Linked DNA regions of Mus musculus: region 2 is linked to region 1. A link is a loop called in an ENCODE intact Hi-C map of the cell type or tissue named here. Cell type or tissue: gastrocnemius. All regions are shown on one strand. Links, peaks and the distances in the headings refer to the core of each region. The heading gives the core; the rest is flanking DNA.

Region 1 (7,452 bases), core at 2,857-5,356:
GTGAAATGTCAGTGGGACACCTTATAATACGTCTGGTCTTACATGTGGGTAAGAGTTACTTCAGTTACTGTGATTCCATCTCATGATTACGTGCCACAAATTAGGGCTCCTCCTCCCTCCCCCACGTCCCTGCCTGTGCTGAAATCCCAGAAGGAACCCTGGATGAAGCCGGGTGGTGGGGGTGGGGGGCTGTGGTGTTTTCCATCTCACAGGTGGTATCTGTTATAGGAATGCATTATAGATTTATTTCTCTAGAGTGTTTAGTACAATGTGGTTCACAGGCATGGAATAAAAAACATAAGCCCCGCACCTCCCCAGTGTGGTCATCTTTGTGCAGGTGAAGAAAACACATGGAAACTGTACACCCAGAGTGTGCGAACCCCAGTGAGTTTGATTTAATTGGAAAAGATTTGGATGGACAAGGATGATATTTTTAACAGAAATGAATTTCTCAAATGCCTACAGCTTTGACTTCATGTACTTCTCTTGTTTTATTTTTATTAAAATAAACATACATACAGAAAAATGTACTTCAAAAGTCTGTTATTATTTTTAGTTGTGAATCTGAAATTCCTTTGAAACAGGATAAATGTGCTGAAGTATATTGTTTATTTGTAGCAAAGCTTCATTTATGACCATGGAATAAAAAGGTGTGGGGTATTTGAATAGTGATTCAGCCTCATTTCTGATGCTTCAAAGAGGGGGCGCGGAGAGGTGAATTGGAGGATGTGACCACTGATCTCTGTAAGCCCCAAGGCATAAGGTTGTTAGTAGTGTATTTACCAAGCATAGAGTACTAAGGGACACAGCCATTCAGCATACCTGTGTCACATATTTTAACTTAATCACTTCTCAAATACAGTATGATAAATGTTTTCACGTGGCACAAGCCTTTGGTCTCAGCACTCGGGAGACGGAGGCAGGTAAATGTACTTGAGTTTGAGGCTAGCCTGGTCTACAGAGCAAGTTCCAGGACAGACAGGGGTACACAGAGAAACCCTGTCTAAACAAACAAACAAACAGACAGACAACAAACAAACAAAAAAAGAAGGAAGGAGGGAAAGAAGGAAGGAAGAAAGGAAGGAAGGAAGGAAGAAAGGAGGGAAGGAAAGAGGGAGGGAGAGAGGGAGGGAGGGAAGGAGGGAAGGAAGGAAGGAAGGAAGGAAGGAAGGAAGGAAGGAAGGAAGGAAGGAAGGAAGGAAGGGAAGGAAGGAAGGGAAGGAGAAAAGGAGGGAAGGAGGGAAGGAAGGAGGGAAGGAGGGAAAGAGAGAAAGAAAGAAATACTTTCACAACAAGATGTCTAAGTTTCAGTCTTAAGCAATCTCTCCCTTGTCTTGAATGCAGTTTCTGATGCTAACACTTCATATCTTCCAAAATAACTAAGCAATCTTTACCCTGGATTCGACCTCCATCAGTGTCTCAGCTGGAAGGGCAGGGAGGTGTTAGCTTACAGGCTAAGGAAGGGACCAACCTCCCATGGAACATAAAATCTTTAGTTACAAGCCTGTGAGTGCCTATATAATGCTTTGTAATTTTGTGGATCTGCTGGGGGAACTATATAGTGCTTTTTATAACTGTTATGAATAAAAGAATTGCAGAAGTCCATTGAAATCTTTTAAAATGTTCCTACAGATCTTTTTTTGTTTTACTTATGCAACAGAAAAATAAGAACATCTAGTGATATATGTTCTTATATAGAGAACATATATGTAAGAAGACATAGTATGGCCTGTAATTGCAATCATGAATCTTGCATAAAGTTATGTATCTCTTATGATGGGAGCAGTTCACTTTCAAAAACACCCAGATCCTTTCCTGCTGAATTAACACAAAGTCATCTTGTATCCTACTGTGGCATGGCTCTTTCAAGAGCTTGTCTCGAATCCACCTCTTTCTCAGCTTATGTTCAAACTTGATTTCAGGTGCTGTTGGTAGCAGATAATCTGATGGTTCCACAGTGGCCTCTTTATCACTCCTCAGATGATGCTGTGAGAACAGTGTCATCAGAAGGAGTCTGAGTGGTAGAAAGAAGTTAGTGTATTTACACTGTCTGCAGATATATAAAGTATATAGGTGCATTTTTTTTTAAAAACAAAAAGTGAGACACATCTCTACTGATAGCCACATAGAAATGAGCTTTTGATTGTTTATATCCTGAACTCAGCAAAGAGTTGAAGTTATTATGACTCAAATAATTAAATGAGTCCTTTAAAATATCAAACTATTTTTCTAGTTTCTTAGGCTAGTACAATAAATCTTGACAAAATTTCAACCATCTCAAATGCTCACCTTTGATTCTTGACAAGGATAACCTTCCTGAAACACCTTATGGGGCAGCTCTAAGCACAGCATATGCATACACAGTGTGGCTAAAGAAAACAAGAAGAATTCTTCTACAAAAATTATTTTTATGTGCATGTTTTACCTGCATATGTATGTGCACCAGGTAGGTGCCCTCAGAGGTCAGAAGTGGATTCCCTGGGGCAGGAGCTACAGACAGTAGTGAGCCACCATGGAGGTGGTGAACCCAGGTTCTCTGTAAAAAAAACAAGTGCTCTTAACTGCCGAACTCAGACATACTGATTTTTGGCTCTACATGTATTATGCTTGTGCATATCCATCTGTTCCTCAAAGCCCTGGCTGCAGTGTGATGTAATTAAACAGTGTAGAAGGCCATGAGGATATGTCTGCATAACTGGATCAGTGCATTTGTTGACAAAGAGACATCTTTAACAGGTGCATTCATTCAGGAAGGCCACCCACTTACTTTGAGGAGACAGCTGTCTTCAGGTCAAGAAGGGAGGCCTCACCAGGAACAGAGCCTACCGGCTCCTATCTTAGCCATCTAGCCTTTACAGAGAGAAATGAAATTCTGTTGTTTATACCACTCGATCTGTAGTCGTTTGTTATTGAAGCTCAAGCTGAGACAACCTGTACAAGAACGGTTTAAACATTAGGGCACGTCTCACAAAAGTTGCAGGGATGGGCAGCCAGCAATGCACTGTGACCCCCGCCCCCACCACCTTTAACATTTAAGCCTTCACTTCTATGCCTGTTGTCTATAGTTACAAAGTGGATGTAGCACCTGCAGGTTTCCAGTCTGTTTTCCAGCTATTGAAAAAACAAAAGGAAACAATGTAAGAAAGATGAAGACCGTCCCATCTTCCCAAGGATACACTATCTTTTCAGATTCGAAGACTCACTAGGCATTTTACTTTTCTTTGACTGTAACTATGCACATGACCATCTTGAGCCTCTAAGGAAGTACATCCACCTATAGATTCAGGGATCTTTTAGATTAGAAAGTAGCTCTTGTTCCCCTGGGACCATTCCATATCCATTCACTGCCTCTTGTACTTAAAGCCCCATTCAGCTGAAGGGCATTCCAGTCTCTCTGTGAGAAGCAGCTTCAGAGTGGTCCACAGAGTGCCTTGTCATCTCCGAGTCTGGCTCCCTCTTCATGAGTGGTAGTACAGCACCCAAGTGAGCTAACTAGCTGCCGAGTTTAGATGCACTCTGGGGATGGGCATGGGACGCTTCAGCAGCCAGCCTCTACCTTTGCAACCCTTGCCTTGTCTATAACCTTTGAACTGTTTCTGGCTTTGCATGCACATCAAAGTGAAAGTCACCCTTGAGAGCTCTTCTTCAAACTCTGTGGTCTGAACCAATGTCATCTCTGAGTTTCTAGAACAACTGCTGATTCATAGAAGGAAAGCAGAAGGACAGGTTGATTTAGGCAGCATGGCCCACTCCACAACCTCACACTGATTTGACTCCTGAGTTCCGACTTTCTCACAAGCCAGTTCCAAAATGAGTTACAATAAACAAGTGTCTCTTAATGATTGTGACCAAGACATCCTCTGGAGTCTCATTGCTGCCTTCTCCTTTTTCGTATATGTATATGTATGTGTATATGTATATGTATATGATGTATATGTATATGTATATGATGTATATGTATATGTATATGTATATGTATATGTATATGTATATGTATATGTATATGTATATGTATATGTATATGTATATGTATATGTATATGTATATGTATATGTATATGTATATGTATATGTATATGTATATGTAGAGAGAGAGAGAGAGAGAGAGAGAGAGAGAGAGAGAGAGGAATTAGAGAAACAGAGAAACAGAAGCACAGAGAAGCTAAGTTTACTTTCACCACTAGGGGTCAGCAGGGCACAGAAAGTGTAGACCGGCCAGGAGCCACTTGCTTTGCAGAACCTACTAAAATGGCTTTGGTCTGGTTGGGGGTTGCAGGTGGAGCCTCCTGAAGTAGGCAAGGAGAGAGTCTTAGGAAGTAGACAGGCAAAAATGCATTTACTCAATTCCCTTCATAAAACATGCACAGAAATCACCTCATTTTCTTAGATTTCATGGTGGCCATCTAGAGAAAATTAGATTAATATACTCAGATATTTATCGTCCATACAATAATGAAAGAGAACAGGAACCAGTTACTCAGTTAAAGTGAGAACAGCATGCCAAAGACCAAAATGAAATTAGGTATGTAGGTCTACTCACTGGGGTGATGTTTGGTATAGGTCTACTCATTTGGGCTGATGATGCCTGCAAGTCCTTTGAGCCAGACTGATCTCAACTTCAGTATCACTTCTGGTTTACCCTGCATTTTGACAGTGTTGGGAGGGCGAAGTCTCTGAGCTGTGGTTTGCTCACCTGAGATGGGTGGACAGTGCTCACTGTCATTGGAGAAGGTGTGAAGTTTCAACGAAATGAGTCGTCTGAGGAGCTTGCTTGCCTGCCTCAGCTGCTCAGCCCCTCAGTAAATGTGAGTGTGTCCCTATAGCTCACAGCTGGGGATAAACCTTGCCTTTCAAGCCTTTTAATTCTAGAGTCAGTCTCCCAAGGGAGAGAAAGGGACTAGGAGTAATCGGGCCCAGCTGGAGAAGGTGGAGAAAATGGGAAATGATGATGTACTTTGGTTAACATGTTGCCCACCACCTACTTGGGCTGGAGTTAACTGAGCCCTGCAGGCCAGAGAAGGTCTGTTTCAGCTGGTGGGCTGTGTCTTCCAAGCTCCTCACACACAAAAGACAGGAGGTAAGCATATTGGAGGGATAGAAAGCAAGGCTCAGGAGAGCCATGGCAGCTGGTTCCTACTTCTCTTCTTCCCTCCAAAGTGCTCTGCTGAGATAGAAGCCGTATCCAAGTGAAAGGTAGCCTAGGAGGACTGCCTCTTGATTTGTCAAACCCTGCTTCTAAACACATAAGCCCATAAGCATCTCTTGTATTTATTCCTCCATCCAATAATTTGCTACTGAAGACTTACCCGGTGTCATTTGTTGGGAACATGATGATGCATAGATGTCTGGAACTGGCTCTAATAAAGCACGTTATCAAGTAGAGAAAGTGGACAGTGCATGAGAGAGTAATCTAGATAACTTCTGATAATGTTCAACTGAAGTAGAGATGGAAGTTGGGGTACTTTAAGATGGGGTGGTCAAGGAAGTCATCTCTGAGGAGGTTATTAAAGCTGAGATAGCAGGATGACTGCGAACCATCTGTGTGCAGACACAGCATTCCAGGCTAGCACAAAAGGCCTTGAGTGTGTCTATAGGGCTTGCATGGCAGAGCCAAAGCCTGAAGGACGAACCTCCTCAGCTCATCAAGTCGGGCTGTGTAGGCTGAAGTGAAGAGCGAATCTGCTGCTAAAGAAACAGAAGAAAAAACAAAGCCTTCATTCTATGAGTTGGTTTTTTTTTTTCCCTCAACATCATGGATGGTCTTTTGAGTGCGTTCTTTTTGGCTCACAATGCAGGTTTCTGCTCCGAAGGCTTTATGAATTATTCTCCCACTTGGCATGATTGACTCTGGAGGGAGACAGGAATCTAGTTTGGATTTTGTCTCTGTCCCTCACTGACCACTGAGCAGGAGCACTGTAATCTTGACTGGGTCAGGTGGTAGCCCTGATCAATGGATTTCTGATCAATGGATTGACTGGGTCAGGTGGTAGCCCTGATCAATGGATTTCTCTGGTTCTCTTGTAATTTCTTCTGCTTCTCTTCTAAGCACAAGAAAGTATTATAAAGCAGGGGCCTTCTGGAAAAATTGTGTTATTTTACATATCAGTGGTATTTATTCCTACAAAGCTAAATCGAATCAACCAGACATTATTTCTTGAAGAGTACTGATAGCAAAAGGTCACATGGAGAACACAGGGAGGAATTCCGGTTTCCTGACATGTGGGCATCCAATCATACACTGAGATCGCAGAGGGCTACCATTTGAAAAACCACATTCAATAAGTCCCTTATTCTTTATTATAAATATTTTGTGACCTGGAAAGGGAAGGTCCCCAGAGTCTCTGTCAATGAACTCAGCCTTTTGTCCTTTTGATCAGTTCCAACTCTGCACTCTCCCTCCTGGTGCTACTGACTGTGGTCCAAGTCACCTGCCAGTAAAGGTTAGGAAAAGGGTCTGCAGCCAACATCCCATTGTTCCTACAAGCAAGTGTCTTTCATCGCTAAAGGATAAGATAGGAGCAAGCTTTCCTCTACCTGTTAGCCCATGCTTATTCATGAACATGGTAAGTACTAGGTCAGCAATGATAAACAAATAACTCTCCATTTCTCTTGAACTTCAGCCTCAAATTCCACATAAATGCTTAGGGCAGCATGTGTTCACAGAAACATTGGTAACTGACATTGGATCCCCATAGAAAACAGCCAAAAGCTAATGGTAAGGTCTGTGGCAAACTGGACAGGCTTTCTTACTACTGCAGGAGGACTGCTTTCTTGATTAGCACATGGACAGTGGGCATAACAGAGGCTCAGGAATGCAGAATCTTCACTTTTTTGAAAAATGTAGGGGAAAAAAACGTTATTGGCAAATAAGATACAACATTTTAAAAAGATAATAAAACAGATATCCCATGGGCTCTGGCTCTCTCTCTCTCTCTCTCTCTCTCTCTCTCTCTTAGATATTTTCCTTATTTACATTTCAAATGTTATCCCCTTTCCTCATTTCCCCTCCCCAAATCCCCTATCTCCTCCCCCTTCCCCCTGCTCCCCAACCTACCCACTCCCATTCCCAGTCCTGACATTCCCCTATACTGGTGTATAGAACCTTCCCAGGACTTAGGACCTCTCCTCCCATTGATGACTGACTAGGCCATCCTCTACTACATATATGGCTAGAACCACAAGCTCCATCATGTGTTTTCTTTGATTGGTGGTTTAGTTCCAAGGAGCTCTGTGGGTACTGGTTAGTTCATATTGATGTTCCTCCTATGGGGCTTCAGTCCCCTTCAGCTCCTTGGGTACTTTCTCTAGCTCCTTCATTGGGGACCTTGTGCTCCATCCAATAAAAACAGGGCAAATGTTGAACATTTTTTTATGAGGGATAAATGTAACTTTATTCCAATGCTGCCTTTAAAAGTTAGTACAGGGGCTGAGGAGAAAACTCATTTGGTAAGAT
Region 2 (7,452 bases), core at 2,076-4,575, 810 kb after region 1:
GGGTACAAGTTTCCTTCAAGAATGATCATTCCCAGCCGGGCGTGGTGGCCCATGACTTTAATCCCAGCACTTGGGAGGCAGAGGCAGGCGGATTTCTGAGTTCCAGGATGAGCCTGGGTCATCTAGCTAGGCCTGCCTGAGATGAGCCTGGGTCATCTAGCTAGGCCCACTATCATCACAGGAGTCACTAAAGGAGAGAACTTTCCCCACCAGGTCGGAGTTAAAGGGTGAGCCACTATTGCCGGGGGAAGAAGACAACAGAAAAGGAATATGGACGACCTCTTGTGGCAAAAACCCGTTCCTGATGACAAATGACAAAGAAATAAGGACCATAATCCGAAAACAATCACAAGCTACAAGCTGACTGACTGGGCTTCAGCCTCAGACCCTGGCTCAGACAAGCATTCAGCTAAGCAATCGCAGATTCCAGTCCTGTGAAATTCTGCTGAATATCAACATATTCAAATACAGTAAGGTGGTTCGGAAACACAGTAGCCACTAGAATGGTCATCTAAGATGGCGCTCTCCCAGGGTACGTTCACTTCCTGCTCCGATCACTTAATTCTGAGCATATGGGAAATTTCTACTTATAATGAGTGTTTTTAAAAGATTGTATCTGAGAATAATTCAGTGTTTTAAGGACTCATCATCTCCAACGCTTAAAGTTTAAGGACTTTTTAAAAATTAAATAGACAGTTATTTTATCAATCCCTTTAAGCTATCTTACCAGTTTGAGGCAGTTCAGCCTAGGAGAATGTCTTCCCGTTACCTATCTTCACGTATATACATGTGTATGTATGTGTAGAAGTGTGTGCTCCTATGTGTACAGGTGCACATGCACAGGTGCATGTGGATGCCAGAGGGCAAGCTCACATGTTGTTCCTCAGTTACTTACGCCTGGCCCTGTGAGACTGGGTCTCTCGTGGGGTTAGAACTCAAAGATTAGCCGGCCATGGTGGCGCACGCCTTTAATCCCAGCACTCAGGAGGCAGAGCAGGCAGATTTCTGAGTTCAAGGCCAGCCTGGTCTACAGAGTGAGTTCCAGGACAGCCAGGGCTATACAGAGAAACCCTGTCTTGAAAAACCAAAAAAAGGAAGAGAAAGAAAGAAAGAAAGAAAGAAAGAAAGAAAGAAAGAAAGAAAGAAAGAAAGAAAGAAAGAAGGAAGGAAGGAAGGAAGGAAGGAAGGAAGGAAGGAAAGGGAAGGGAAGGAAGGAAGGAAGGAAGGGAGGGAAGGAAGGAAGGAAGGAAGGAAGAAAGGAAGGAAGGAAAAATAGAAAAAAAAAAGAAAAGAACTCAAAGATTAGGATAAGCTAACCATCCAGTGAGTCTCGGGGATGGGGTCTGTCTCCATCCGCCCAACACTAGTATTACAAGCACACAGCATGTGGCAAGTTGCTCATCTGGGGTCTGAGGCTCTAACACAAGCAAGTCTTCATGCTTTTACAGCTAGCACTGGACCAAATGAGCTATCTACCCGGTTCCTAAGGACCCATCTTAATACATTTTATATTGCCTTATGGTAGTCATAGTAACGAAAGCCAGTGACAGTTATTGTCTTTCCATAAATCAGTGTTTGTAAAGTTCAAGAACACAAGCAATGCCAAGGTTTATATGCCTTGAAAGGACAAAGACTTCTAAGGCAAATGTCACATACTTTTCGTGTGTAAATGCATAAAACTGGTACTAGTGAGTTACTTTATAACGTGCCTTATTGACATCATGACCATGTTTTGGAATTTGCATCTCTTAAATTAGTAGACCCAACTCCTCCCACACAGCACTACCGCAAGCATACCACAGTGCCTTTGCTTCTTGACCTTCAGTGCAACGTTATGGCACCTCAAGCCTTTCTGCTCCCAGCAGGACATCCAGGCTGTCATAGTCAAGGAAGGTTGGACTTTTAAAGACACCCTAGTCTGTAACATCTGGATGTGCAACACGGACACTTACTTTTTCTGCGTTCTTTCAGCCTGTCTTGCAATATTGATAGCTGCCTTTCTCGCTTCGAAATCTTCCCTTTTCACGATTTCTCCTGTCCCTCGGTAGCCTAGCTCCACCAACTGGCGAGCCAGGCTTTCATCCTGAGGGAGAAACCAGCCAGCAGATGTGTGGGTGAATTGTTTTCAATGAACATAAAAACAACTGTTTAAGCTAAGTGTCCTTTGAAAGAAGACCAGGGCTATTACACATGCAGACCTGCCTCCTGACAGTACAATTAGACACATTTGGTCCTTTTTTAACCACAGATATAAGATGAGAAGAGAAGCAACATCAACCACCAAGTTTTCTCCAAGGGATCAGAGAACAAAGATCTGTTGTTGTTTTTTAAACAATTTGTGCAAACAGCTGTAGACAATTAACAGTGTATCTTTAAAGCAAGATAATTAGAGGCACTGGTGGGCATACAAGAGAGAGGATCAACTGTACACAAAGAGAAGGGGGTGCATTCAGACAGCCCAGTGCTTCAGACAGACTTAAGTCAATTAGCTGATGACCCAGAACAGTACAACTTCAAATGCAGCTAAAGAGGAACAGGGGAATTTCCATACTTAACTGAGAAGATATACTGTTCCTGGATAATGATGGTACCAATAAAAACAGAAAAGGAGACACCCAAGATGAGAGACACAAGGTGCCTGAAGTTGACAGAAACAGATCCACCCCACCACCACCACCAGGATTTTAGTCCTGCCATATTTCAGTTATTTTAAGAATTGTATCAGAGGCTGGAGAAATGGCTCAGCAGTTAAAAGCACTGCCTGCTCTACCAGAGGTCCTGAGTTCAATTCCCAGCAACCACATGATGGCTCACGACCATCTGTAATGGGATCTGATGCCCTCTTCTGGTGTATCTGAAGACACCTATAATTGTACTCATATACATAAAATAAATAAATCTTTGAAAAATAAATAATTATATCATAAACATTGTTATCATTGTTATGTGTATGGCATACTCAAAAGCATATATATATATAATAATATATATAATAATATAATAAATAATGTTTATTTTCCCGTAGCTAAAAGAAGTATTGCTTTTATATGATGTTACTAATGTAAAACTATTAAATAAAATATTTATTTATCAACAATAATCACCTTAACGACATTTAAAATAGAATGAAAACAGCATATAATATATTTTAAACAGTAATGAATAGAGGACTAACGATTAAATAAATGCGTGAAAAATGCTAGACTACTACTCTGTTCTGGTCACCAAATAACTTTCACATTAACCCTGCCAAACCCCACAGGACAATGTGCGCACGCTCACCAGGCCATGGCCATGCTCGGGACACAGGAGCATTAAGGCTTGCTTCGGATGCTCTACTTTTTTTTTTGTTTTTTTTACCTAGTGAAATGATTGAATTTATTTATCTTTGAGATCAATTTGATAAATATGTAAATTACATTTAAGATGAAAAGTGATACATCAGTAGTAACTAATTTAAAATACTTTTCAAATATCAGACTTCACTGTTGCTGTGTTTAGTTAACGGGGACCACAAAACTGAGCAAATGCCTCCACCTAGTGGAATTCATCTTTAATAGAAAGAGCGATGCAGATTTAGGTTTGCTTTCAAAACTGATTTGAGTATAAATCACCTTAAATATTCTTCTAAAATGAGTTTGTAGATAGGAATCTATTTATCAAGACAGCAAGACTCCTCCAAGACATTATAAATTTCTTGTGATCAATTACATGCTAAGGATCTCTGATCTTTTTTTTTTGTACTTACTTTTCTCTCTAAATTTTGCATGTCTGTGTGTCTTAACCTGGTTACACAAACCCATTTGCATAGCTCTGAAACTGGCAATGCTGATTATATATATATATTACAACACATCGTAAATGCTCTGGGAATCAAACAAAAGCTCACCATGGATGTCTCATGTAGCAGGATTCTAGCGTCTCTGAACATGCCCCTAAAGAGCAGATCTATTCAACCAAATGAAGCCCAGGTCTAAGATATCCTAAGGATCCTAAAATTGTGGCATGGCGTTTCTCTACCCTCCAGTCTCATTCATGAATAAGGTTGCAGCTTAACAGTTTTCCTGTCACCACTATCTAAAGGAATATCATCCAAATATAAAATGGATATATATTTAAAAACAAAAACAAAAAATATCAAAAAATCAGAATGACAATTCAAAGGTAATTTTATTTTTTTAATTTATTTTTTATTAGATATTTTCTTTATGCCGCATCCACCCTGACCAGCAGGAAAGACGCAACACCACGTAGTCCTTCTTCAAGCAGGTTTATTCAGGAACACTTCGCATTGCAAAGCAGGAATGGGAATCACCCCCCCTCCCCCGCCCCTTACTGACTCCTCCCAATCACCCCAGTCACGTAATGGCAGTCCATTGGTTCACAGCAAGTCACGACACCTCTGGCGAGCTGACGGACGAGGCATGGCGTCTGCGCAGTGCAGGTGGCTGGGATGTGGCTAAGTCTGAGGTAATGAGGAAGTCAGGCACAGGTCATAAGACCTGGCAGCCGTCCCGGGCACCATCTTGGGGTGGCGGCCACATCGCTCCTTACATCTTTATATACATTTCAGATGCTATCCCAAAAGTTCCCTATACCCTCCCTCCACCCTGCTCCCCTACCCACCCACTCCTGCTTCTTGGACCTGGCATTCCCCTGTACTGGGGCATATAAAGTTTGCAAGACCAAGGGGCCTCTCTTTCCAGTGATGGCCAACTAGGCCATCTTCTGCTACATATGCAGCTAGAGACACGAGCTCTGGGGGTACTGATTAGTTTATATTGTTGTTCTACCTATAGGGTTGCAGACCCCTTCACCTCCTTGGGTGCTTTCTCTAGCTTCTCCATTGGGGGCCCTGTGTTCCATCTTATAGATGACTGTGAGCATCCACTTCTGTATTTGCCAGGCACTGGCATAGCCTCATACGAGACAGCTATAACAGGGTGCCTTCAGCAAAATCTTTCTGGCATTGTACAATAGTGTCTGGTGGCTGATTATGGGATGGATCCCCGGGTGGGGTAGTCTCTGGATAGTCCATCCTTTCGTCTTAGCTCCAAACTCAAAAGTAATTTTAAATTATACATAATTTCTCTCTTCTCTGTCTCAGGATTCAGAAATGTGCTATCTAGATCATGAGATAAGTGATGTAGCCACAAACTTCACAATGTAACAGCTACTCCTGGATTCTTTATAGCTTTCATCCTTACAAACGTAAAATGATTACTGAAGAAAACTTCGAGACATTATTGGACTAACACATTGCCCAAATATGTAAATCCCAGATGATCTTGACACTCCAAGACAATCACTGACACTCAGGAACAACAATCGTTGTTCTCGGTTTCCATGTCTATGGCCATCCTAGGTTTCCATGAACAGAATTAGAATCGTGTGGAGCTAAGCTTCTCGTGCCCAGTTCTTTAAAGTTAATACCGTATTTTGGGTTCTTTTCCATGAGATGTACAATACAATACAAGTTAGCAATCGTGTGCATTGCATGACTCTGAGTGCAGGGACTAGACACAGCTCACTGTCCTCAGTTTGCTGCTATCCATGAAGGGCGCCAATGACTACAGTGTGGGTCCCCTTTGCTTCTTTGCCCTTCAGCACTTTGAAAACACTTGGTAGTGCGCTCTGGTCTGAAGTGGTTCCGGCCAGTCATTATTGTCTTTGATTGACTCTGTGCTCTATTGTGTCGTCTTGGCTGCACTTGAGACTTGTCTTCATTACTTGCTAGTGACTTCACGAAGCTATTCCTTGCTGTGGGTTTCTTTTGTGTTTATTAAGCTTGGAGTTTGTTGAAGTTCTTGATGTTTTACATTAATAATCTTCATTAAATGATCATCTTGGGCTAGAGCAATGGTTTCGCAGTTAAGAGCCCAGGACCTCTTTCTGAGGTCCTGAGTTCAATTCCTAGCAACCACATGGTGACTCATAACCACCTACAATGGGATCTGATGGCCTCTTCTGACATGCAGGTGTACATACAGATAGACTACTCATATACAAAAATAAATGATTTTTAAAAAAATCTATTATCTTTTCAAATATTTCCCCTTCAGCACTTGTAATTCTGCTGTCACACACACAAGGGTGTTTGATGATGCTTACTTCACAAGTTCTGGACTCCACTCATTTCTGTTTACTTAGTGTCTTCCGTAGAGATCACACTGCTTATATTGCGAGTGAATAAATTGTTTTTAGCTTCACACTCATTAAGCTAAAAGTTAAGGTTTTTTTTTAAGATTTATTTATTATATAAGTAAGTACACTGTAGCTGTCTTCAGACACTCCAGAAGAGGGAGTCAGATCTCATTGCGGATGGTTGTGAGCCACCATGTGGTTCCTGGGAATTGAACTCAGGACCTTCAGAAGAGCAGTCAGTGCTCTTAACTGCTGAGCCATCTCTCCACCCCCCTAAAAGTTAAGTTAAATTGTGTTTTGTTCTAATAAAATGTCAGTCAATTTTAATGCATTTTAACCACAATCCTATTCTTGCTCCTTCTAAATATGTAGGGCATTTTCTTTACATTACAGCGTTGCATTGTTTTGGCTTAGATGCCCCATAGCAGCTACAGTCATTGGGTGTTGAACTTGAATATTAATTAAACTTTGAGAATTAAATATTCTATAAGTGTTTAAAAATAGTCTATCAAGTTATCAAGGTATGTTTTGAATTTCTTCAATGCTTTTTCTGTATCTAAAGGAATCATAATCTAGCGGGGTTGTTGTTGTTGTTGTTGTTTTTACTTTTGGCATGTTAATGCTTTGATTTGGTTAATTTGTTATTTAATTCTTTACACACATATGTTGACCACAAAGATTTTTCACTAGCCCTCTCACTTCTTCTGGACACCCCACAATATGTCCCCCTTCTACCTACATACCCTCTCCTTTAATCTTTCCATAACCCCCAAATCCCTCTAGAATACTGACCACTCTTGTTGGTTTGATATTGTGCAAGTAGCCATAACTGTAGTGAGTTTATGAGTATAGCAGCCATGTCACATCCAGAGGCAGCAATTCCCCACATCTTGTCAAACTCTTGCCCCACATTTCTTTGGCTCTCCATCCCACTATTTCCTGAGTCTTAGGAGTGTTCACAAGATCCCCCTCTTAGGACTGAACACTCAACAGTTATGAGTCCATATTAACAGTTTCCACTGAAGAAGGAACTTTTCTGGCCAAAGTTGAGAGCAGTGTACTAACTTATGGGTGAAAAAACTGATTTAGAAAGTAGTTTGATGACATTAGCAGTTAGCACAATGGGAGTAGGTTCTCTTGTAGGACCTCCTGAACCATGGGATTTTGATCCGACTTACAGTAACAGACATGAGATTCCTCCTGTTTAGCCTCAAATCTAATCAGAAAGCCATTGGTCACTCCCACAGCCATCATGCACCCCTCACTCCACAAGTCTGCACTGCAGCGTTGGGGTTTTACGGCAGGAAA

The links. Hi-C counts contacts between places; a loop is a spot of excess contacts. Peaks named below come from ENCODE experiments on the same cell type or tissue, not always from the same donor. Only the 100,000 strongest peaks of a DNase experiment are listed, where the experiment ranks them.
Region 2: a loop joins it to region 1, with 4 times the contacts of the local background. A loop is called at or near these places in 14 of 42 quality-filtered maps.

Annotation. Positions count from the first base shown.
Region 1 is chr5:99,154,937-99,162,388 of GRCm38, reverse strand. No RefSeq gene overlaps it. Among named protein-coding and RNA genes, the nearest start is that of Rasgef1b, 94 kb to the left of the region's middle. In gastrocnemius, for the core only: a CTCF peak has its summit at 4,199 (motif pointing right); a DNase peak (open chromatin) is centred at 4,193.
Region 2 is chr5:98,340,863-98,348,314 of GRCm38, reverse strand. It overlaps Cfap299 (cilia and flagella associated protein 299), which reads right to left. Exons shown (of 6, transcript NM_001024614.1): 2 at 1,953-2,083. Among named protein-coding and RNA genes, the nearest start is that of Cfap299, 15 kb to the right of the region's middle. In gastrocnemius, for the core only: a CTCF peak has its summit at 3,544 (motif pointing left); DNase peaks (open chromatin) are centred at 3,303 and 3,509.